2 separate regions of the Homo sapiens genome follow, and region 2 is linked to region 1. A link is an interaction called in ENCODE POLR2A ChIA-PET data of the cell type or tissue named here. Cell type or tissue: MCF 10A. All regions are shown on one strand. Links, peaks and the distances in the headings refer to the core of each region. The heading gives the core; the rest is flanking DNA. Region 1 overlaps LOC102724234 (a long non-coding RNA gene). Region 2 overlaps DSP (desmoplakin).

Evidence for each region. Peaks named below come from ENCODE experiments on the same cell type or tissue, not always from the same donor. Only the 100,000 strongest peaks of a DNase experiment are listed, where the experiment ranks them.
Region 2: POLR2A ChIA-PET joins it to region 1 with 8 read pairs; 4 of 35 experiments call an interaction of 5 or more read pairs at or near these places.

The regions. Positions count from the first base shown.
Region 1 is chr6:7,439,504-7,455,464 of GRCh38, reverse strand. LOC102724234 (a long non-coding RNA gene) reads right to left here. Exons shown (of 3, transcript XR_926434.2): 3 at 2,672-2,900. Among named protein-coding and RNA genes, the nearest start is that of RIOK1, 58 kb to the right of the region's middle. In MCF 10A, for the core only: no CTCF peak of the experiment used is centred there; a DNase peak (open chromatin) is centred at 8,264.
Region 2 is chr6:7,575,730-7,584,133 of GRCh38, reverse strand. It overlaps DSP (desmoplakin), which reads right to left. Exons shown (of 24, transcript NM_004415.4): 19 at 7,678-7,840; 20 at 7,092-7,175; 21 at 6,248-6,355; 22 at 5,572-5,670; 23 at 2,565-4,859; 24 at 1-1,492. Among named protein-coding and RNA genes, the nearest start is that of SNRNP48, 10 kb to the left of the region's middle. In MCF 10A, for the core only: no CTCF peak of the experiment used is centred there; no DNase peak of the experiment used is centred there.

The sequences.
Region 1 (15,961 bases), core at 4,364-12,363:
ATTTCTACAGATACTGTGTTGTTCTATTGCTGTATAACAATTACCCCAAAACCAAACAGCTTGAAACAACAATAAACACTTTTTAGCTCACACGATTCCTGTGGATCAGGAAGTTGGGAATGGCTTGTCTAAGCAGTTCTGGCTCAGGGTCATTCATGAGGTTGCAGTCAAGAATCAACCAGGGCTGCTGTCATCTGAAAGCCTGGCTAGGGCTGGAGGACCTACTTCCGAGATGGCTCAGTGGTATGGCTACAGGCAGGAGGCCTCAGTTCCTCACATGTGAATCTCCTCATAAGGCTGCTTGAGTGTCCTCACAACGTGGCAGCTGACTTACCCCAGAACAAGTGGTTTGAGAGAGCGAGGAAGCTCCAATGCCTTTGTGACCTGGTCTGGGAAGCCACACATCCTCACTTCTGCATACTCTACTCATTGGCAGTCAGTCACCAAGTCCAAGCCAAACACAAGGGGAATTAAGCTCCACCTATTAAAGAAAAGAGTATCAAACAATATGCAGACCCCACAGGGACCAGTTTCTTTCTCATGCTGAGAGAGAAGAGGGAGGGAAAACGGGAGGAGGAGGTGCTAACGCTGACAGTGCTGAAGGTGGGGGGACAAACAGAGCCATCAGTGAGGCTGGTATCCAAACCACCAACCCTGGAATTATGCCTTAGGCCAAGTCTGGTGAGATACTTAGATGCTTGATTTCAAGAGCAGGAGGGAATCAGAAAAAAATTAGTGGATGGTAGTCTTCTTTATAGAAAAAATTGGGAACATATCAGAAGGTCTTGTAGGATAAAGCTATTAAAGACTTAATGAAATGCTCCAAAGAACACACAGAGAGAACAAGCGTCTGGGGATCACAAACACACAATTATTAAATACTGGTTAATATTTGAAAATTAAAAGGCAAGGAATTTTTTTTTTTTTTGAGACAGAGTCTTGTTCTGTTGCCCAGGCTGGAGTGCAGTGGTGCAATCTCAGCTCATGGCTCACTGCAGCCTCCACCTCCTGGGTTCAAGCAATTCTCATGCCTTAGCCTCTTGAGTAGCTGGGATTACAGGTGTGTGCCACCACACCCAGCTGATTTTTTGTAGAGATGGGGTTTCACTATGTTGCCCAAGCTTGTTTTGAACTCCCGGGCTCAAGTGATCCACCCACAGCAGCCTCCCACAGTGCTGCATTTACAGGTGTGAGCTACTGCGTGCAACCAAAATTATTTGTAAGTAAGATTCCTAGAAACCACAGAAGAAAAAAATCAATCCAACCTCTGAAAAAAAATTTTTTTTTAAAGATCCTTGGAAAACTTATCTTCCAAATCCCTATCACAGACAAAGACATATAAGGGCTCCTGAAAATTAATAATAAACTGAACAAACTCAATAAAATAATGGGCAAAGTAGCTCATAGAAAAGGCTCTTCACATCAGAAAATCTGTCAACTTCTCTCATAACAATAAAATGCCAAGTTAATGGCCAGGTGAGGTGGCTCACGCCTGCAATCCCAGCACTTTGGGAGGCCGAGGTGGGCAGATGACTTGAGCCCAGGAGTTCTAGACCAGCCTGGCCAACATGGCGAAACCCCGTCTCTACAAAAAATACAAAAATTGGCTGGGTGTGGTGGTGTGCACCTGTAGTCCCAGCTACTTGGGAGGCTGAGGCAGAGAATCGCTAGAACCCAGGAGGTGGAGGTTGCAGTGAGCCAAGATCGCACCACTGTACTCCAGCCTGAGTGACAGAGTGAGACTCTGTCTCAAAAAAAAAGAAAAGAAAAGACAAAGTTAAAACCCCCCAACTGAGACACATTTATTCATCATTTAGTTTGGCAGGGTGAAAATGTTAACAACATATTGACAGTATCTGGGGACAGGAGCATTCATCCATTGCTGGTGGGAGTGTAAACCCACGCCTATATCTGTGAAAGGAGACTAGAAAATATCCACCAAAACTACAAGTGCACATACCCCTTAATCACAATCCCACTTCTAAGAATTTAAGCCTACAGATAACCTCCTGTATGGGTGAAATCATGTATGAAGGAAATTATTCACTGAAGTCTGAAAGGATTGGAAAGAACCAAATTTCCATCAAGAGTGGGCCAGTTAAGCTGGGCTTGGTGGCTCACACCTGTAATCCCAGCACTTTGGGAGACCGAGGCAGGAGGATCACTTGAACTCGGAAGTTAGAGACCAGCCTGGGCAACAGGGAGACCCCAGTCTCTACAAATAATTTTTAAAAAATTAGCCAGGCATTGTGGCATGTGCCAGTGGTCCCAGCCACTTGAGAGTCTGAGGTAGGAGGATCACCTGAGCCTGGGAGGTAAACGGGAGAGTTCCCTGGCCCCCCTCACAGGGCATGTGACAGGGGTGCGGCTCTCTGTTTGACCGCCCACTGCAAGCTCAAACTTCTTGCAGGAGGGGAAGCATGCAGATGGGCAGGGGCGTGAGCCACAGCGAGCACTTTGGGCTCCAGCCCTGCAGTAGTGTCTGGGGGTGGGGGGGTGCCTGCAACCCCAGTGTCCCAATGCTCTTTTAGTTCTGCCATCCACAGACAGCTTAAGTATCAACCAGCTCAGGGCCCCTCTGCCTTTCTGCAAGGGCAGAGGGCCAGTGTGACAGCTTTCTGTATCCCAGGTTCTTGTTTAGCATCCCAGAAGAATTGGATCACACATGGACTTGAAGGATAAATGTGGGGCTTTTATTGAGTGGTGGAAGTGGCTCTCAGTGGGATGGATGGGGAGCTGGAGGGGGAATGGAGTGGGAAGATGATCTTCCCCTGGAGTTTGGCCGTCCAGCAGCCGAACTCCTCTCGACGTTCAGACGTTCCTTCTCTTCTCTCTTTCTCTGCTGCATTGTTCCGCTGTTCGTCTGCTTGTCTCCTCATCTCCTTGTCTCTCTCTGGAGCCTGGAATTTGGGGTTTATATGGGTACAGGATAGGGAGCATGTGGGCCAAAAGTCAACTTTTGGGGTGCAAAAACAGAAATGCCTGTTCCCATTTAGGGCCATGGGTATCCAGGCTTGAGGGTGGGGCCTTTGCTGGGGAACTGTCCTCTTCTACCCAGTATTTCCCTGTCTCCTGTCCATAGTAGGAGTTTGAGGCCACAGTGAGCCATGATGATCACACCACTACACTCCAGCCTAGCCGACAGAGAGATATCCTGTCTCAAAAAAAAAAAAAAAAAAAAAGAAGAAGAAGAAGAAGAAGAGTGGGCCAATTAAACAAATGACACATGTAATCCAAAGGCATATGTTTGGACAAATGGCAGAGATCTACATGCACTGATATGAACAAGGTTTCAACCAAATGTGTTGGCTAGTGAAATAAGCAAGGTACAGAACCATGTGAATGTCACTATTTATTTAAAAAGAGCAAGGGAAGAATATTTGTTTGTACTTATTTGCTTGTGTGCACAAAATCTGTGAAAGTCACACAAGAAACTGGTAATATTGCTTACTTTTTGAGTAGCTTGGGAATGACGAGGATGGGAGAAAGAATTTTCACTTTACATCCTTTTATATATTGAATTTTGAATCATGTGACCGTAATACTATTTCTAGGAAGAAAAAATAAATAAATACAAACAAAATGAGTAGGGCCAAAGTTGAAAAGTATAGTCACACAAACACAACATTTTTTAAAAGTTGAGATAGTAGTCACATAAAATTTACCCTTTTAAAGTGTACAGTTCAGTGATTTTTGGGTACAGACACAGGTGTACAACCATCACTGTGTAATTCCAGAACGTTTCCATCACCCCAAAGGGAAACCCTAAACCCTTTAGCAGTCACTTCCCATTCCCTCTTCCCTCTAGTCCCTGGCAACCACCAATTTGTCCTCTGTATCTATGGATTTGCCCATTCTGGACATTTCTTAAAAAGAGAATCATACAATATGTCATCTTTTGTGGCTGGCTTCTTTCACTCAGCATCATGTTTTCAAGATTCAGCTATGTTGTTGCATGTTGCAAAAGAACTTACTCATTTTTAAGGCTGAATAATAATCTGTTGTTTGCATACCCACATCCACTTATTAGCCGATGGACATCTGAGTTGTTTCTGCTTTTCAGCTATCGAGAATAATGTTTCAGCCAGGCACGGTGGCTCATGCCTGTATTCACAGCACTTTGGGAGGCTGAGGCAGACCATTTAAGGTCAGGAGTTCGAGACCAGCCTGACCAACATGGTGAAACCCTGTCTGTGCTAAAAATACAAATATTAGCCAGGTGTAACACCTGTTACAGGCATGCACCTGTAACCCCAGCTGCTCGGGAGGCTAAGGCAGGAGAATCACTTGAACCCAGGAGGCGGAGGTTGCAGTGACTGAGATTGTGCCATTGCACTCCAGCCTGGTGACAGAGCAAGACTCAGTCTCAAAAACAAAAAAGGGAGAATAATGTTTCAGAAATGCAAAATTTTGATCCACATCCATTCCAAGCTATCCTAATACTCAAAACAAGAATTGGGTGGCATTACTGCCACATGATGGATCTCTTCTATATACATTTTAAAACACATTTAAAATACATGCTGGTCTAGCTATGAAGAGTCCAAGTTGGCTGGGCGCGGTGGCTAACACCTGTAATACCAGCACTTTGGGAGGCTGAGGTGGGTGGGTTACCTGAGGTCAGCTCAAGACCAGCCTGGCCAACATGGTGAAACACTGTCTCTACTAAAAATACAAAAATTAGCCGGGCGTGGTGGCGCATGCCTGTAATCCCGGCTACTCGGGAGGCTGAGGCAGGAGAATTGCATGAACCCACGAGGTGGAGGTTGCAGTGAGCCGAGATCGCGCCACTGCACTCCAGCCTTGGTGACAAAGCACAACTCCATCTCAAAAAAAAAAAAAAAAAAAAAAAAAAAAAAAAAAAAAAAAAAGAAAGCAAGCAAAGAGTCAAAGTTTCACTTAAGGCAAATCTTTTCTTTCCTGTTCCATACACCTCTCACCCACCCTCCTCAGGTCTTCTCATCTTTTCCTTTCTCCTGCTGCTGCTGCTGCTGCTGTCCTCAGATGCCCTTTCTCTCTCCCAGACCTTCTCTCCTCTCCCTCCTACAGAACACCTTTACCGTGCATTTTTTCATTCTCCCATCTGTTTGCCAACATGCACAATCATCATTGCCAAATGAAGTCATCCTGGAAAAAATTAAAAAGCTGGCCCACCCAAGCTTTATTTAAACAGTCGTTTTTGCCATGAGCTCTTTGCCTGTAGGCCAAGAGGTTTGTTGAAACCCATCCTGTCCGCAGTCTTGGGGAAGTGGGAAGCTGTGGTGTTTTCAAGCCCTGGCTTACTGAGCGCCAAGAAACTCAATCTCGCTTTTTTTTTTTTTTTTTTTAAGACTAGTTGAAGCTGGTCAAGTGGAGCACTGTGGGTGGAGAACCAAGACTCTCTTAACAGAGATTAGGGTCAGCAGCAACTGGACAATGTTTAGCTCCAGATAAATTCTGGAGGAGCTGCCGGGCGCAGTGGCTCATGCCTGGAATCCCAGCACTTTGAGAGGCCGACGTGGGTGGATCACAAGGTCAAGAGTTCAAGACCAGCCTGACCAACATGGTGAAACCCCGCCTCTACTAAAAATACAAAAATTAGCCGGGTGTGGTGTTGCACACCTGTAATCCCAGCTACTCAGGAGACTGAGGCAGGAGAATCACTTGAACCCGGGAGGCGGAGGTTACAGTGAGCGAAGATCGTACCACTACACTCCAGCCTAGCCAACAGAGGGAGACTCCGTCTCAAAAAAAAAAAAAAAAAAAAAAATCTGGAGGAGATCTAGGAAAAGTCACACACATGTGCAGACACACAACACACACATACGTGAGCCCTCCCGAGGAATCCCTGCTGGGAGTCTCTCCTGGGAGTCAGAGTAAACAAAACCAAATCAATAACACAAAAGATAAGGGCTCCCAGTCTTTCATTGCCATCTGATTTCCAGAGAGAATTCCACTCACAGGGGGAGAGAAGGCCGAATTTACAAGAAAGGCATCCTTAGGAGTGAAAGGTCAGTTTCAGATCAATTCCTGTTCAGAATATGAGGCCATTCTACTATGGCCTAAGTGAAACTCATGTGGATTTTAAAATTATACATGGTAGCCGGGCGTGGTGGCTCATACTTGTAATCCCAACACTTTGGGAGGCCAAGGCAGGAGGATTGCTTAAGACCAGAAGTTGGAGACCAGCCTGGCCAATATAGTGAGACCTTGTCTCTATAAATAATTAAAAAGTTAGCTGGACATGGTGGTGCGTGCCTGTGATCCCATCTACTTAGGAGGCTAAGGTGGAAGGATCACACAATTGAGGCTGCAGTGAGCCGTGATGGTGCCACTGCACTTCAGCCTGGGCAACAGAGCAAGATCCTGTCTCAAAAGAAAAAAAAACTAACAAAAAAATAAATTTTACATATCATTGCCCTATCAGTGGCTAAAATATTTTTTTTATTTTTTGTTTTTATTTTTATTTTATATATATTTTTTGAGACAGAGTATCGCTCTTGTCACCCAGGCTGGAGTGCAATGGCACAATATCGGCTCACTGAAACCTCCGCCTCGAGGGTTCAAGCAATTCTCCTGCCTCAGCCTCCCAATTAGCTGGGATTACAGGCACCCACCACCACGCCCGGCTAATTTTTGTATTTTTAGTAGAGACGGGGTTTCATCACGTTGGCCAGGCTGGTCTCAAACTCCTGGCCTCAAGTGATCCACCCGCCTCCGCCTCCCAAAGTTCTAGGATTACAGACGTGTGTCACCGTGCCCAGCCAGTGGCTAAAATATTCTTTAATGGAAAATAGACACATTTTTTTAACCTGCATCTTTTGCTTTGGGAGCGGCAGTGTCATCTCCCCTGCACTACTGGGACAGTCCTAATTGGCCTCTCCTCCTCTCATCTAACCCAGTCCAGTCCACCCTACACAGCGGCGCAAGCTGACCTTCCCCCCACATTGCCCTGTCAATCCCCTGCTCCAGAACATTCTGTGACTCTCTGGTACCAACAGGACAAAGTCCCAATTCTCAGCCTCGTGTGTGGACAGACAGGACCCTGGCTATCTTTCCACCGTCCTCCCACACACACCTGACTCCAACCCAACAGGCTGACTCCCTTTCATCTGAACACTACAAGCGCATGCTAGCCCCACACTCTCTACTCTCTGTCTAGAAGGCTCTTCATTGCCTCATTCAACAAACATTTACAAAGTCCTCACTATGTACCAGGAGGCAGACTTTACAATGAGACAGCTCATGAGGGCGGCCCACCGGGAATCAGGCAGCTGTGACCCCCATGAGAAGTGGTATGGGGCTGGGGGCTGGAGAGCAGAGTTGGGGGTTGGACAGAGAAAGGCAACTTCAGTTACACTTCTCAAGCACTTTCTAACAACTGTTATTTAGGAATAGATATTGAAGGTCTGAAAAGGACACGGACAGCCAGCGAGTGACCAAGGTCTGAGGCAGGAAAATAGGGTCTGGAGGCAGGGAACATAAGGCCAATTCACACTTCCGCTATGACAGAAAATATCCTCTCCCTAGTAAATGACTTTGTAACATTACTTCAACCTCTTCATTTACATAGGGCATACCCCAAGTCCTCTACAGGGTATTTAAACTCCCCAAAATTCTGTAACGGGGCCTTTGAGCCCCTATGCTCAGGCCCACTCCCACGCTGTCGAGTGTACTTTCTTTTTTTTTTTTTTGAGATGGAGTCTTGCTGTGTCGCCCAGGCTGGAGTGCAGTGGCACAATCTCAGCTCACTGCAAGCTCTGCCTCCCGGGTTCCCACCATTCTCCTGCCTCAGCCTCCCGAGTAGCTGGGACTACAGGCACCTGCCACCACGCCCGGCTAATTTTTTTTTTTTTTTTTTTTTTGTATTTTTAGTAGAGACAGGGTTTCACCGTGTTAGCCAGGATGGTCTCGATCTTCTGATCTTGTGATCCACCCGCCTCAGCCTCCCAAAGTGCTGGGATTACAGGCTTGAGCCACAGCGCCTGGCCTGAGTGTACTTTCATTTTCAATAAACCCCCTTCATTTCTTCCTTGCTTTGTGCGTTTTGTCCAATTCTTTGTTCAAGATGCCAAGAACCTGGACACCCTCCACTGGTGACAGGTCTATGTGCCACAGCGCACCTCACGAGGCCACCTCTGCACAGAACCTTCCCAGATCAGGGCAACCCTAAGTGACCACTTCTGGGGAACAGAGGCTCTTCCGTTCTGTTTCCTTTGGCCAGGAACGACAGCAGGTAGCCTTGTTTGCAGTGTTTCTAAACCTTTGCATGCATGTTCCATCTTGCTCCCCAGCTGGACATGTTCCTGTGGGCAGGGCATAGTTTCATCCACACTAATTTGTACAGAGTAGGCAGTCAATAAAAATATCTGCTGAATGAATAGTGAATGAATGTACTCACAGCACCCGGCTATCCACCCAAAGCCATCCATCCAAGAAATAACTACAACCTGGGGTAATTAGTCTTTCTCACTTCCCAGGGCTGCTGGTTAGATCAATTCATTTGTGTCCATAATAAGAATTGAGCTCTTCGGATGAACAACACTAAATCTTGCTGGGTGAAGAAAAGGCTTACAGCAGGGGTCCGCAGCCCCCGGCCGTTGACCAGTATCTGTGTGGCCTGTTAGGAACTGGGCCGCACAGCAGGAGGTGAGCGTGGGGTGAACAAGCATTACCGCCGGAGCTCCACCTCCTGTCAGAACAGCGGTGGCATGAGTCTCATAGCAGCACAAGCCCTATTGTGAACTGCGCGTGTGAGGGATCTAGGTTGCGTGCTCCTTATGAGAGTCTAACTAATGCCTGATGATCTGAGGTGGTGGTTTCATCCTGAAACCATCCCCACCCTCCCATCCATGGAAAAACTGCCTTCCACCAAACCGCTTCCTGGTGCCAAAAAGGCTAGGGACGGCTGGCTTACAGAATATATTTCACCCAGTAATAAGGGCCTCCATGAATCTCTTTAATGTGTGTATAATGTCTCCTTTAAACTCAAAATATAAGCAGTGGAGAGCCCAGAATGAGGGAGAAAAACTCATTTTTCCTCTTTAGGTATCTTTGTCTTCTTGCAGTGTCTAAAATGATCTCTGAGTACTGCATATGCTTCAAAAAATAAGAAGAAAAATCAAAGAAATGTACAAAGTAATGCACAGCTCTGAGTTGGCCTCTTCCTGCAGGGTGGGGCGGGCGGCTCCCCCAACTTGTTCTCCAGGACACCAGAGGACCGAGGAGTGTCTCACTCAGCAATTAGGGCTCCCGGAGCCACACCCAGGCCCCCAGCACCCTCCTGCTTTTGTTTCTGGGAGAAAATGCTGCTGAGCACTGACGAAATCCGCAAAGAGATTAAAAATAATTGAGGGAGATCCTCAGTTTTGCTCCCCTCGCCTTTCCCTCGGGGCTGCAGCTGCCTGCTCCCAGGAGGTGCCGTGCAGGGTGGGAGGTGGCTTTCAGGAAGGGCAGTGGGCCTGGGTGACCACACCCTTCTTCTTTAAGGCTGTCCTCCTCCCCAGTTTGGGGACACCGTGTTTTCCTTTTCCTCCCGACTCTCCTCCTTGCCAGTTTTCTGACCCTACCACCTTCTCCCACCCACCCCCATGCTCACGGTCCTACCTACCTTGAAGGTTGACAGCGTCGTTGTCTTCCCTTCTGACTCTTCACCCTCTGTCTGGGTGACTCACTTATTCCTATGATGTCCAGTAGCACCCCCGTAAGGGGGACCTCAAATTTTCACATCCATTCCCACATCTGCCCGCTGATAGCTCAGACTCATTGTTTCCCAAAGGATCTCATTCTGTCTCCAGTTCTGACCCTCCACTGATTTCCCATCTTGACCACTGCCTACCCAGTTACTGTCCCAGTCGAAACCTGGGCGCCATGTGACGACTCTGCTCCCCTCTCTACAGCTACACAACCGCCGTGTGCTGTCGGGTCTTATCCTTTCCACCCCAGCTCCCATGGCCTTGGCTCCTGTCCCCACTTTCTCACAAGCTTCCCATGGGGCTTCCCTGCCTCCATTCTCTCTCAGTCCAATTTCCACATTTTGGTTGAAGGGATATTGCTAAAATGCCAATCTGATTATGTTCTCCCCTACTTAAATTCCTAAAGTGGAATCGTACTGCCCAGAGCAGTGATTTCTAAGTCTGATTGATACATCTGGGAGCTTTAAAAAAAAACAGAGATTCCGAGGGCCCAAGAAGGGCTGAGTCAGGATCTCCAGGGAGTCTTAGGAGGTTATTCCTGCTGTGGAGTGGATTTTGAAAATTCCTTGCCTGAAGAATCATCTTCAGATCCCTTCAAAGGCCCCTTCCCCACCACATATCCTACTCTTCAGACACACTGAATGATTTCATCTCCCCACTCTCTGCATGAACTGTTGTGCTATCTGATGTCCTCTCCAACCGAAGGCTTCCCTGATGCCCCCAGGCAAGATCAATTCCATCCTCCTTTGGGCTTCTTTTGTAGCTCATAGTCAAGAAAACTTCTGCTGTACCTCTCATCACGCTGTCCCTGTATTGCAGTTTTTAAGAAGATATCTCTCGGCCGGACATGGTGTCTCATGCCTGTAATCCCAGCACTTTGGGAGGCCGAGGGGGTGGATCACTTGAGGTCAGGAAGGAGTTCGAGACCTGCCTGGCCAACACGGAGAAACCTGTCTCTCTACTAAAAATACAAAAATTAGCAGGGCATGGTGGCATGTGCCTGTGATCCCAGATACTGGGGAGGCTGAGGCAGGAGAATTGCTTGCACCCGGGAGGCGGAGGTTGCAGTAAGCCCAGATCGTGCCATTGCACTCCAGCCTGGGTGACAGAGTGAGACTCCCTCTCAAAAATAAAGAAACAAAGTAAATAAAAAGATATCTCTCTAGCTAGATTACAGACACTCCCCAGGGGAAGTCTTTTCTTTTTTGATACGGAGTCTCACTCTGTCGCCCAGGCTGGAGTGCAGTGGCACAATCTCGGCTGACTGCAAGCTCCGCCTCCCAGGTTGACGCCATTCTCCTGCCTCAGCCTCCCTAAGAGCTGGGACTACAGGCGCCTGCCATCACGCCCAGCTAGTATTTTTTTTTTTTTTTTGTATTTTTAGTAGAGATGGGTTTTCACCGTGTTAGCCAGGATGGTCTCGATCTCCTGACCTTATGATCTGCCCGCCTTGGCCTCCCAAAGTGCTGGGATTACAGGCATAAGCCACTGCGCCCGGCTTTTTTTTTTTTGGACAGTGTTTCGCTCTTGTTGCCCAGACTGGAGTGCAATAGCACAATCTCAGCTCACTGCAACCTCTGCCTCCCGGGTTCAAGAGATTCTCCTGCCTCAGCCTCCCAGGTAGCTGGGATTACAGGCATGTCCACCACACCCGGCTAATTTTTTGTATTTAGTAGAGATGGGATTTCACCATGTTGGTCAGGCTGGTCTCCAACTCCTGACCTCAACTGATCCACCCACCTTGGCCTCCCAAAGTGCTGGGCTTACAGGCATGCACCACTGTGCCCGGCTGGGAAGTCTCAATAGCGTTGCGTCCTTCCCCTGTTCAGCAACACTGGCACGTAATTGGTCCTCAATGAATATGCACTAAATGCATGACTGGATGGAGTTAAATATGAGAACACACATTATTTCCACATATGGAATTTTATAAAGATGGAATAATATAAAGAGCTACAAACAACCGTTACAGTTTCTGAAGTTTGAAAATTTCTGAAATCCCAGAAACTTTCCATTTTCTGCCTAAAATCTCCCTATCATTGCTATGAGCCTGTTTGTCCCAAGATCCTCAACTAAAACCACCAGACAGATGCAGACAAAGGAGATTTAAAAAAAACAATAATAAACCGAGCCAGGTGCCAGTGGCTCATGCCTGTAATCCCAACACTTTGGAAGGCCAAGGCAGGAGGATTACTTGAGCCCAGGTGTTGGAGACCAGCCTCGGTAACATAGAGAGACCCCGTCTCTACAAAACATTAAAAAAAACTATCCGGGGATAAGAAGCACATGCCTATAGTCCCAGCTACTCGGGAGGCTGAGCTGGGAGGATCGGTTGAGCCTGTGAGGCTAAGGCTGCAGTGAGTCGAGATCTCACCACTGCACTCAGTTCTGGGTGACAGAGTGAGAACCTGTCTCAAAAATCAACCGATTGATCAAAACTCTGCTTTTTATTATCATGGGCTGGCAATTCCAAACAATGTCAAGAGAGAAAATGCTTCCAATCCTTCTGCTCACCAAGTAAACCTGCCCTCTTGTGATTCCTTTTATCATTGTCATGAAGTGAGGACCTGTACGACCTTTAAAGCTTTATCAATGAGAAAGATTGAATACAAAAAGCTACCGATGACTGAATACTACTTTCTCCTTTACCTTCCTTGGCTTGACAAGATTTTGAGAATATAGACACGAAAGAATTAGGCATTTAGTTTTTTTGAATTTTAAGAGCATACACCAATGAAATAGGATTTCTAGTCATGTTTTCAGAGTGCTGTAGCCTGAACCACAAATTACCATGTAGTTCAGAGGAAAGATAAGTAACACACCACTCAACTGTAGTTCAGGGGAAAGATAGGTAACGAATGCACACACCTCATTTTCTTTCCTGAATTACCAAAACAAAACCACCCACAAGAATAGAGCGCTTAAAAGAAAACTGCGGAAAAACGTACAAGACAAACGTCAGCGGTAGGGCAAATAACTAACCTGAGAAAAGCCGAATACTAGATAGAGAAAAGCTAACAGCCAAAAAGCCTCAGCCTTTCATAAAGAGGCAGCACCTGGTAACCCTGGGAACTAGTGTGTCCAGAACTAGCGGGTTCTCGGTCTTACTAATTTCAAGAACGAAGTTGCAAACTTAAAGTGTTTTAGCTGTACAGTGAGTGTTCCAGCTGTTAAACACAGCGTTGCCCAGAGTTCGCTGTCTCACTAGTTCGGGAGTAAAGCTGCAGACCTTCACAGTTCATGTTATCATACTTAAAGTACCATATCTGAAGTTCTCTGTTCTTTTTCAAGGGCTCACAACCCACATTAGATTCAGAAAAATCTACAGACTTTAGCAAAAAACCGCTGAAACTCCCAACAACAATCTGAACCCAAAAAACAAAAAAAAAAAAGACAAATATCTCACATCATATGAAACAAACTAACCAAATTACCGGGGCTAGCTCGGGCAGCCTGCTTTTATTCTCTTATCTGGCCCCACCCACATCCTGCTGATTGGTCCATTTTACAGAGAGCCGATTGGTCTGTTTTACAGAGAGCTGATTGGTCCGTTTTTAACAGGGTGCTGATTGGTGCGTTTACAATCCCTGAGCTAGACACAAAAGTTCTCCACGTCCCCACTAGATTAACTAGATGCAGAGTGTTAATTGGTGTATTTACAAACCCTGAGCTAGACACAGAGTGCTGATTGGTGCATTTACAAACTTTGAGCTAGATACAGAGTGCCGATTGGTGCATTCACAATCCCTTAGATAGACATAAAGGTTCTGCAAGTCCCCACCAGATCAGCTAGACACAGAACGCCGATTGGTGCATTTACAAACCTTGAGCTAGACGCAGGGTGCTGATTGGTGCATTTACAAACCTTCATCTACATACAGAGTGCCGATTGGTGTATTCACAATCCCTTAGCTAGATAAAAAGGTTCTCCAAGTCCCCACCAGATTAGCTAGATACAGAGTGCCGATTGGTGCAGCCACAAACCCTGAGCTAGACAGAGGGTGTTGATTGGTGTGTTTACAAACCTTGAGCTAGATACAGAGTGCTGATTGGTGTATTTACAACCCCTTAGCTAGACATAAAGATTGTTCAAGTCCCCACCAGACTGACTGAGCCCAGCTGGCTTCACCCGGTGGTATTCCCCAGCGGGGCCGCAGGTAGAGCTGTCAGTCCCGCCCGTGGACCCGCACTGTTTAGTCCTTTGGGCGGTCAATGGGACTCTGTGCTGTGAAGTAGGGGGCGGCGCTCGTCCGGGAGGCTCAGGAGACTCGGGCTGTGCAGGAGCCCAGGGCGGGGTTGGGACGGGGGGCTCAGGCATGGTGGGCTGCAGGTCCCGAGCCCTGCCCCATGGGGAAGCAGCTAAGGCCTGGCAAGAAATCGAGGACAGCCGTTGTTGGCCCAAGTGCTAAGTTCCTCACTGCCTGGGCCGGCGGGGCCGGCCGAGCCCAAGCCCACCCAGAACTCGCTCTGGCCCGCAAGCGCCGCGCGCATCCCCGGTTACTGCCCGTGCCTGTCCCTCCACACCTCCCCGCAAGCCAAGGGAGCCGGCTCCGGCCTCGGCCATCCCTGGAAGGGATCCCACAGTGCAGCGGTAGGCTGAAGGACTCCTCAAGCACGGCCAGAGTGGGCGTCGAGGCCGAGGAGGTGCCAAGAGCGAAGGGGGGCTGCCAGCAGGCTGGCACCTCTCACTAGCGGGGAAGGAAGTGTGACTGGGTTTCTGAGGAGGAGCTGTTAAAGATGCTTTTAAATTCCAGGATCCCTCCCCGACTCCTGGACGGGCCCTTTCCCACTGCAGCACAAGCCTGGGGACAGATGTATTTTCAGGAGAGGGGAAAGGAGAAGGTCTCTGCACTGGGGACCAGGGGCACAGCTGCGGGGGAGGACCCGAGAGTCAGTGGGGAGGGTGGTGTGAATGTTTACACCCTAAAGAATGCAGCAGCATACCACCAAAGTCTCTAATATCAAGGAGACGCAAGGAAGGGGGAAAAGCAACTTGGGGAAATGGGACACTGCAGAGAAAAGATAACTTCCAGAACCCCCTCGAGTATTAATAAGGGAAACTGACCTGTCTCTAGCTAGAGACTCAAAACCAAGTCAGGACAGCATGTTTTTAAAGCCAGATGACAGCAATATAGAGAAAAGAGAGTGTATTCATAAAAGAAGAATGCAATGAGGTTTTTTGTTTTGTTTTAGTTTTTTGTTTTGTTTTGAGACGGAGTCTCTCTCTGTCGCCAGGCTGGAGTGCTGTGGCGTGATCTCAGCTCACTGCAACCTCCGCCTCCCAGGTTCAAGTGATTCTCCTGCCTCAGCCTCTGGAGTAGCTGGGATTACAGGCACGCGCCACCACGCCAGGCTAATTTTTTTATTTTTAGTAGAGACGGGGTTTCACCATGTTGGCCAGGGATGGTCTCGATCTCCTGACCTCGTGATCCGCCCACCTCAACCTCCCAAAGTGCTGGGATGACAGGCATGAGCCACCGCGCCCGGCCCACAATGAGTTTTTTTAAAGTAGCATTCAAGAGAACAAAGAAAGATCTATTGGAAATTAAAAATATAATAGAAATGAAAAGTTCAAGGTAAAACTGGAAATCTCCCAGAGTAAAATGACAAGGAGATGAAAAATAAGTCAAGGAACTGGAGACTTGATGGTGGAGAGATGAAGAGAATCCCCGTGTGACGGGAAAAGGGGCCTGCCAGATGATTGCTGGACACCAGCGTGGGAGCAACTAGCCCGGAGGGTCTGCATGGAGACCAAACTGGGAGGATATATGATGAAAATGAACCTACTGGGACAGGACCCAGACAATGAGCAGAAAGTTTGGAGTTGAATTAGCCACAGCAGACAGAAAAGTAGGCAATTTTTTAAAAAAAAGGACAGTTGTTAATTTGGGGGAAACTTAATAGCTAAGCACAAAAGAAAAAAGTAGTTGCAATATTACAAGATTGACTCTGAACACAGATAGTCACACTGACACAAATAATGGAAATTGATGTGAAAACTCCAAGCTACCCGGGAGACTGAGGCAGAAGGATGGCTTGAACCCTGGAGTTCAAATCTGCTCTGGGCAGCATAGGGAGACTCCGTGTCTAACAAAAAGTAATAAAAGTTAAAACATAACTGGGATGACAGGCAAGAGGACAGAAGTGAAAATATGTGGAGAATGAAGAACTAAATCTTCAACTTTCATAGAAGAAAATAACTAATGTTTTAAACTGAAAAATAAAGCAATACAAGCTTGTTAATTAAATTTATCCAGGTAAATACCAAAATAATCAGTTAAAAGAAC
Region 2 (8,404 bases), core at 102-8,101, 130 kb before region 1:
ACTCCAGAGCAGTACCAGGTCGGACTAAGCCAATTTTCATGGCCTCATAAATGCCAAGCTTCTGTTTTGTGGTCTCATTGTATATGCCTGCTATGCAGCTTGAACCCTGGAGGAAGTCCTTAATTCTCTCACCAACCTCGTCATAAGAAATCTGACCAGATTCCAGTTCATTGACAGTGGACGGTCTCAATATACCAGAATCTACTAGCTCAGTGACGGTCACAGGTTGTCTGATTCCTTGGAAGGACATGCTTCTCTTCTGTACTGAAAGCAAGAGCAGACCAGTATGTGGTTCGATTCTGCACCGTTCCTTCAGCTGCACGTAACTGACCTTCTTTTTGGTGACTGGATCCACAAAGTTTTTCTGACTATCTCGGGGATCATTCAGGGATCGATACAAATCTCTATCAATCAGCCCCCGGGCCAAGGCGACATCTTTTGGCAAAAAGACACTGTTCACAGGGTCTACTACACCCCCTGAAGCAATCTGGGCTTCCAGCAGGCGCATTCCGGTTTCTCTATCAATCAAATTTTTCTTGATGGCTTCTGAAACAGATACTGTCTTGCCTGAAAATGGATCATCAAAACCAGTGATAGCTTTTTCTGCTGCATATATCTGCTGACGGTCATCGAAGTCAATGAGGTCCCGAGCTATGGCACTGTCGACAGTCAGCTTCTCATTCCGATGGGGATCAATTATACCACCTGTAGCTGCCTGGGCCTCCAGAAGCATGACTGTGGATTCTGGGCTGATTAATTTCTTTCTCTTGGCCTCTACCAAAGAGTATTTTTCCTTAGGAGAAGCAGATGCTCCAGCGATAGATCCTGCACCCCGAAGGAATGGCTGGATTTCAGAAGCAACTTCTTCCACTGACTTCTTCCCCTTCAATAGTTTGTCCAAGGTTGTTTTGTCGATCAGCTGACACTCATAGAGCTGCATTGCTGTCACCTTCTTCCTCAGCCCATCAAACACCAGCTTGGAGGTGTCAACGGTCCACTCACACTCAGTCTGGGTCTCTCGATGGGACCCATATGGGCGCTGTCTGAGTTTATCAATCTCCCTCTGATATCGGGAGCGTTCTGTTTCTAACTGTGACTGTGTCTCCCTGGTAGAATCCTCCAGCTTACGCCTGCACCTCTCTTCAATTCTCTTGATCTCTGCTTGGAGTCTTTCGATCTCACTCCTAAGACTGTTCTTCTCTCTCTCACTCTTTTCTCTTTCCGATTCTATCTTCCTAATAGCCTCCTCCTTGCGGGAATATTGAGTCTTCCACTGATTCAGGTCATTCTGAATTTGCTGTTTCTCACACTCCAGGCGCTGTTTCACCCTGGTTTCTGCCTCTAGAGTTGATTTTGCACGATTCAGCTCATCCTCCAGCCTCTGCAGCCTTGCCTTGTCTTGCTCCAGGACTTTGATTTTCACCAGAAGGCTCTCTCTTTCCTGTACCACCTGAGTACACTGATTCTTTGATTCCTGAATCCTATTAGATGCCTGGAATTGAAGAAGAAAGAAATGGGAAAAAATAATGTTTTGAATCATATCATATTACTATCACGACTTAACTTTCTTTTGTGTATCTATCTTTAAAAAAAAAAGCCTTGCTTATTTTTTCTTTCTATATTGTCCCTGGATACACTGTGAGCTTGTTATTTTACAAATTTGTGGGAAAAATTCTGTATATGTTGCCACTTCAATAAATGGCTTCATACTTACTATTTTTTTCTATAGAAGGAACTGTAAGTTGCAGACCTGTCTTACTCTTAACAATAATTATGCTTTGAAAAAATGTGGGGAGTTTTGTTTCAGGTTATCATACCTGCTACACCTACATCTCACCTGTTACAGCTAGATGAACATACTTAATGAAGCAATACAAATATATGAAGATATATATTATATAAAATATATATTATAGATAAATATATATTATGTAATTATATAATTATATATATAATATATAGATATACACACACACACACACACACACACACACCAACCCAGCCACACACAAATATTGTCTGTAGAAGTTAAATAAGTTATTTTTAAATTAAGGGTTAGGAGAAGGAAAGTCAAACAAAAGGAAACACACTAGGGCCATGATCAAAAGCGAACACTAAATAATCCATGCAAAAAAATCATCTAAGCAGGCAAAAGAAAAAGTGTTTTAAAAATTGCATAGGGAAACACTTTAGTATGGCTTCTATTTAAGAAAATTTTCATTACAAATGTATGTCATAGCTCACTAAATAAGAGCTAACTTCTAAGAAGTAGAATGGAACATTCGGAGGAAGTTATACATGTATTAGTGTTCTTAAAAGCAGGGCCAAACACAGGCTACCCAGAGATCAGCATTTGATGCAATTAAAGAACAGCAGGGCACACAGCATTGAAATTATTTTAAAGCAGTTACCTGGATTATGACAGGAAGTAGTAGAGCAATAAAAAGAAAAATTAGATTTTCTATAAGCATCTATTTAAGCAGAAAGAGCACAGTTCAGATGAGATAATAATGTGATGAATAATTTGAGAAACAGTGAAGCTGTGATCAAGTATTTGTGAATACCTCTAAAGCCTGCTTTTGGAATTTCTCAATTTCCTGTCTCAAATTTTCCCTCTCTCTCTGTAAATCATTAATCAGCCCCTGCAGTTCCAGGGTCCGGTTGTTGCTGATCTGCAGCTGGCTCCTTAGTTCCAAGATGGTTGCATTTTTATCACTGTCCGCTTCGCTTCGTCCTCTCCTCAGGTCATCGTACTCCAGCCTCAGGTTCCGCAGTTCTTCTTCTAACATCAAGTGCTCCTTGGTCAGGTTCTCTGTGAGAGACTGCAGCCTCTCAATTTCTATTTTGCTTTCATTTAAGCTTCTGCTTTTATCTTCTATCGCCTTCTGGAAATGCTCATTCCTCAAGTGAGCTTGTTTGACACTTTCCTGTTCCTGGAGTAACTGCCGCCTCAGGGCCTCGACCTCAGAAGAGAGCCTCCTCAGCTCTTCCTGGGTCCTCTGCTTTTCCCTCAGGTGGCCATCCAGCACGTCCCTCTGCTGCCGGAGGTCATCCTCACTCCTCTTCTTAACAATGGATGCCTGCTCCAGCTGCTGGGTCAGGTTGGTGATTTTGATGGCTTGCTCCTTCAGCGACCTCCTCATGCCTTCCAGCTCTTCCTCCAGCTTCTTCCTCTTGCAGGAGTCTTCTGACGCGGTCCTCTTCAGCCGATTCAGCTCCTCTTCCACCTTCTGCTTCTGCAGCTGCAGCTCTTTCAGAGAGTTCTGGAACCGCGTGATATCCTGGTCCTTCACAGTCCTCTCCTGGGAAACCCTTTCATAGTCGATCCTCAGGCGTGTCAGTTCTTGCTCCTGAACCTTCAGTTTGTTTATTGTCTCCGTCGCACTACTGTTTGCTTTCTGCAGGTCATACTGGACCCTTTGTAATCTCGCGTTTTCATCTTCCAGGCATTTCCGGTCATTTGTTTCTTTGTCGATCAGTTGTTTTAACCTTTCTATCTCCTTGTTTTTATCCTGGATGGTTTTGGCAGCATCATCAAGAGATTGCTTATATCTTACGCTCTCCTCTGTTCGCATCTGAGTGACTTGTCTCAGCTCAACCTCCAGCTGCTGTTTCCTCTGAGACACCTCAGAGCCAGTGGCCTTTTGCTGTTGGATGTCTTCTTCCACCCTCCTGAGATTCTCTGTGGTCTGGGTTAGAGTGTTCTTCAGCCTCTTTATTTCTTCAGATAAGCTCCTGTTTTCTCGGGTGAGATTGTCTATCTGAGCCCGGTAGCCACTGGTATCCTCTTCCTTCTGCATGGTGAGCTGGTGGATGGTGGTCTTGGTGATGTTGATCTCGGTCTCAAACTGATTTTTTAAGCTAATGATCTCCTCATCATAATTGTTTCTTACCTTACTCAGTTCATTTTCATATTCCCAGCGGCGCTTGGCCTCCTCCTGAAACTCAGCTTTGAGTCTCTCGATCTCCTTATTTTTGTCCTGAATGGTCTTGGCAGCCTCCTCCAGGGACTGCTTGTGCCGGGCATTGTCCTCAGAGCGCTGCTGCATGACCTGCTTCAGTTCTATCTCCAGATGCTGCTTCTTCTGCATTATCTCAGAGCCACAGGCCTTTTGCTGAAGGGCGTTTTCTTCAGCTCGCCTTCGCTGCTCAGTGGCCTGCAAGATGCTGTCATTGAGCCTGACAATTTCATCCTTCAGATCTCGATTTTCCCTTGAAAGTCTATCAAGCTGGTTTCTAAGATTTTTGGAATCATCCTCTTTTTGCATGGATATCTCCTTGATGGTGGTCTTCGTAATGTTAATCTCTGTTTCATACTTGTTCCTTAAATTACTCATCTCCTCATTATAGTGGTTTCTTACCTTTGCCAGCTCATTTTCATATTCTCTCTTCCGGGTGCCTTCTTCCTGCAGTAGAACCCTCAACCTTTCAATCTCGTACTCCTTCTCCTTGATGGCTTTCTCAGACTCTAATTTCTGCCAACCAAGGTTCTCCTTTTCACATTGCCTTGCTTTCTGCAGTTGGTCATAGTCATTCTTCTGTTGGTCAAATCTGTCTTCCACAGATTTTCTTCTTCTCTTTTCATCTTCAATCTCATAAGTCAGTCGGGTGATCTTCTCATTGAGTTCTTTTATTTGGCCGTAGCACTTGTCTAGATTTTGCTTAGCCGACTTCCCATCCAGCTCAGCCTGTCTCTTCAGCTCCTCCAGGCTCGCAAGCTTCGCTTTGAACTGGGAACACTCTGCCTGGTATTTCTGCAGGTTCTGATCCAGGAATTTGTTCTTATTACAGTTTTCCGAGTTGGCATCTCGGGCCAGTCTGAGCTCCTCTTCCAAAACTTCGATCTTGGTATTTTTCAGCTGTGGAATGAAATCAGAGATTATGTCAAAAGAAAAACACCTCACATTCCAAGAAAGAAGCAGTACTTTTCCCCTCCCAGACCAATGTGCATTCTTATTTCTCTTTACACACATGGACATACATGCAAAGAGTGACTAGGCAAATATTCAAGAAATCTGGATTCTCATCATAATTCTTGCACCAGCTGCTCATATGCTCTTAGCAAATGATATATTATCTTTGAGTCTGAGCTACCTCATCTGTAAAATGAGGTAATTTCTTTCAAAATCAAAAGCTTATGATTTCATAAATTATATTCCCTTTATTTCAAGTTTACATTAAAATAAGTTTACATATAATCTCAATTTAAGTATCATAAATGAGGAATAAAGGGAACAATCACTGAATATAAAAAATTCAAATATACCTAGTCCAAGATGTTATCTTTAACACAGAGAAATAAAGCAAATTCCTTAACCAAACATTAAATCAAGTGACTTTTGTTTGGCAAAGTTGTTGCAATATTATGACTATTACTTAAGTTCATTTAAAGCAGCGTATTGGAGCATGGAAGTAACCCCAGACTTACAAACAAGCAGTATTACACTAAACCTTTAGAGGAAATACAGTTTCACCAGGATGTGTCCAAATCCATGTTATAATGTGGAAGTAATAATAAGGTTCTATTCTATTTTCTTTTTTGACGCTACAAGAAAAGACAGTATAAATTACCTTCAGATCTTCCAAACTCTTCAGCATCTCACTTAAGAACCTGTAATAGTCTCCAGATCTTGTAAGTAGTTCAATGTACCGAGCATGAACATCTGCAGCCTTGGAGAAAAGGAAGGAAAGAAAGAAAAAGATATTGCATTAAAAAAAAAGTCCTATGTAATTTGACCGATTTTGTTTTCTAAAATAGTGAAATTATAAAGAGTGAATTCTCTTCTTTAGTGTGTTCATTCCAAAATCAGCAAAAGAAAGTACAGCAAAACAAAGGGCCAAAAATGTATCCCATTCTCATCTCTCCAGGCTGTTTCCCCTAAACCATCTGACAGGTACGATAGTCTCTGACATCTTTGAGAAGAGGCTGTCTTTTAGAAATTTCTGTATTTTCCACTTTTTAGAAGTCTCTCTCATCAAACCCAGAAATTTAAGCCCAATTTCTACAAAGACTCTAAATAACACATTCCTGATCATTTCTGAAAATGTATCATACATCAATGACTCACACTGGAGGGCACATAACCTGCTATTAAACCTCTTAAAGTGGTACCCTGTAATGGGATGAAATCAGCAATGGTAAGGAAGACAGGCAGGAGACAGGGAAAAGGGAAGAGGCAGGAGACAGGGAAAAGGGAAGAAGCAGAAGGAGGGGCAGGTTTTAAGAGATATGTGATGACATATATACCTCTTGCAGAATCACCCCAGAAGGGGACTGAATCATGGTCCTCTTGATAGGTATGTTCAGCAGAGTTTCCAGTCCTGAGGTGTATGAGGCCAGCTGGAGCTCATAATCCTGCAGCATAATGAAGTTTAAGAAAAGTGTCCTTCATAGACTTAAAAAGCATCACTAACAGCTACAGTTCCACAGTTTTAAATCATTGGGCTGCACGTCTAATTGCCCACTCCAAAGACTTTGCGCCACTAGTGGCCAAGCAACTAATACTACATTAGCGTGGTGGCTCACACCCATAATCCTGGCACTTTGGGAGGCCGAGCCGGGCAGATCCCCTGAGATCGGGAGTTCAAAACCAGCCTGACCAACACGGAGAAACCCTGTCTCTACTAAAAATATAAAATTAGCCGGGCATGGTGGTGCATGCCTGTAATCCCAGCTACTCAGGAAGCTGAGGCGGGAGAATCACTTGAACCCAGGAGGCAGAGGTTGCGGTGAGCCGAGATCACACCACTGCACTCCAGCCTGGGCAGCAAGAGCGAAACTCTCTCCAAACAAACAAACAAACAAACAAACACCATTATTAAACCAAGCAGTACATCTTTGTATGCTAAATGGAGAATGCAGCACCTACCACCAGTCAAAGAATAGAAACCAGCCATTCAAATGGATACTGCCAATGTGGAATGAATTCAAGCTAATAGATTTTTAATTTTTATGGTTTGTTCAGAAAAGAATATATACAGACCGTAATTGCTATCCTCAGGAAGTGTATACGCTTTACAACAAATCAGCAAGTCATGCAGTTAATAATAATCTTGGTGAAATACCAACATTCTTTATGAAACCAACATACCTTAATTGAATTGGCGCAAAGTTCAGCAATTTTTTGTACTTCCTCTGATTTGTCTCGTTTGCCAGATATTTCACTGTGCAAGTTCTATACAAAAAGTGAAATATTTACCAATGTTAATGCATACAAATATTTTTAAATAAATGTGATTTCACTCTTTTACCACTGTTATTTGTACCCTTTTTTCAGTTTATTACTACATGTACTTGTCTCATATTTTTATAGTTACAGCTTAGGAGATGAGCATTTTTTCCATTCAGAGAAGAGAAGCAAGCCCTTTAACTTACTATCTGTAAGAGGTTACTTTCTAGTCAGCCTGTTTTCTGGGCCTATCCCCTCAATTTATAAAGATAATTTATGATAACATGAAGAGAACAATATCACGTTATTTCTATGTTCATAATTTGCATTTCCTTGTAAACATCTCAGTTGCTTTTCCTCTGGGCATTCTTTAAGCCTTCACAAAATGGGTTAGTAATATTAAATATTCATCATTTCAAACCTAGGCACTGATACAAAAACCAGAGGAAAACATGAATTACACCCAATTAATCTCAAAACAGCTATGGAACAAAAAGTTGGCTTATACCTTCTGCTCATTCAAAAACCGCATGACTGTGTTGGAATCTCCAAATTTCATGGATTCTAAGGAATCCTGGCGGCGTTTAGCATCATAGAGCCACTTGCAGAAAGCCTGATAGTTATCACGATAATTCCTCAATTGCTTGATTTGTTTCTCCAGGTCCCATAACCTGGGGGGAAATAGATACAATAAAATCATTATCTTATTAGTTCCTAAAATATGTAACATAGAATCACCCAGAAATTCACTTGATATATACCCAAGAAAACTGATCATATTCCCACATAAAAACTTATACATGAATGTTCATAGCAGCACTTTTTATCACAGCCAAAAACTGGAAACAACTCAGGTATCAACTGATGAAAAGATCAACAAAATGTGGCACTGCCAAACAATGGAATATTATTCAATCATAAAAACACATGAAAAAAATAGAAAATGATGTACTGAAACATGATACAACACAGATGAACTCTGAAAGCACGATACTAAGTGAAAGAAGCCAGTCACAATGGACTACATATTGTATGATTCCAGTCATATAAAATTTCCAGAATAGGCAGATTCATATTCCAGAGATTTTTTAAACTCTTATTTGCAGAAAGGCATTTTTTTTGGTCTAAGATTTAATTTTCATAAACTTTTGGAGAATGCTAACTCAAGGCAGCTACTCCTTCCAAGAGTCATAACAAGAGTTTATAGGACACAAAAGAGCTGGCTAAAGGGCTTC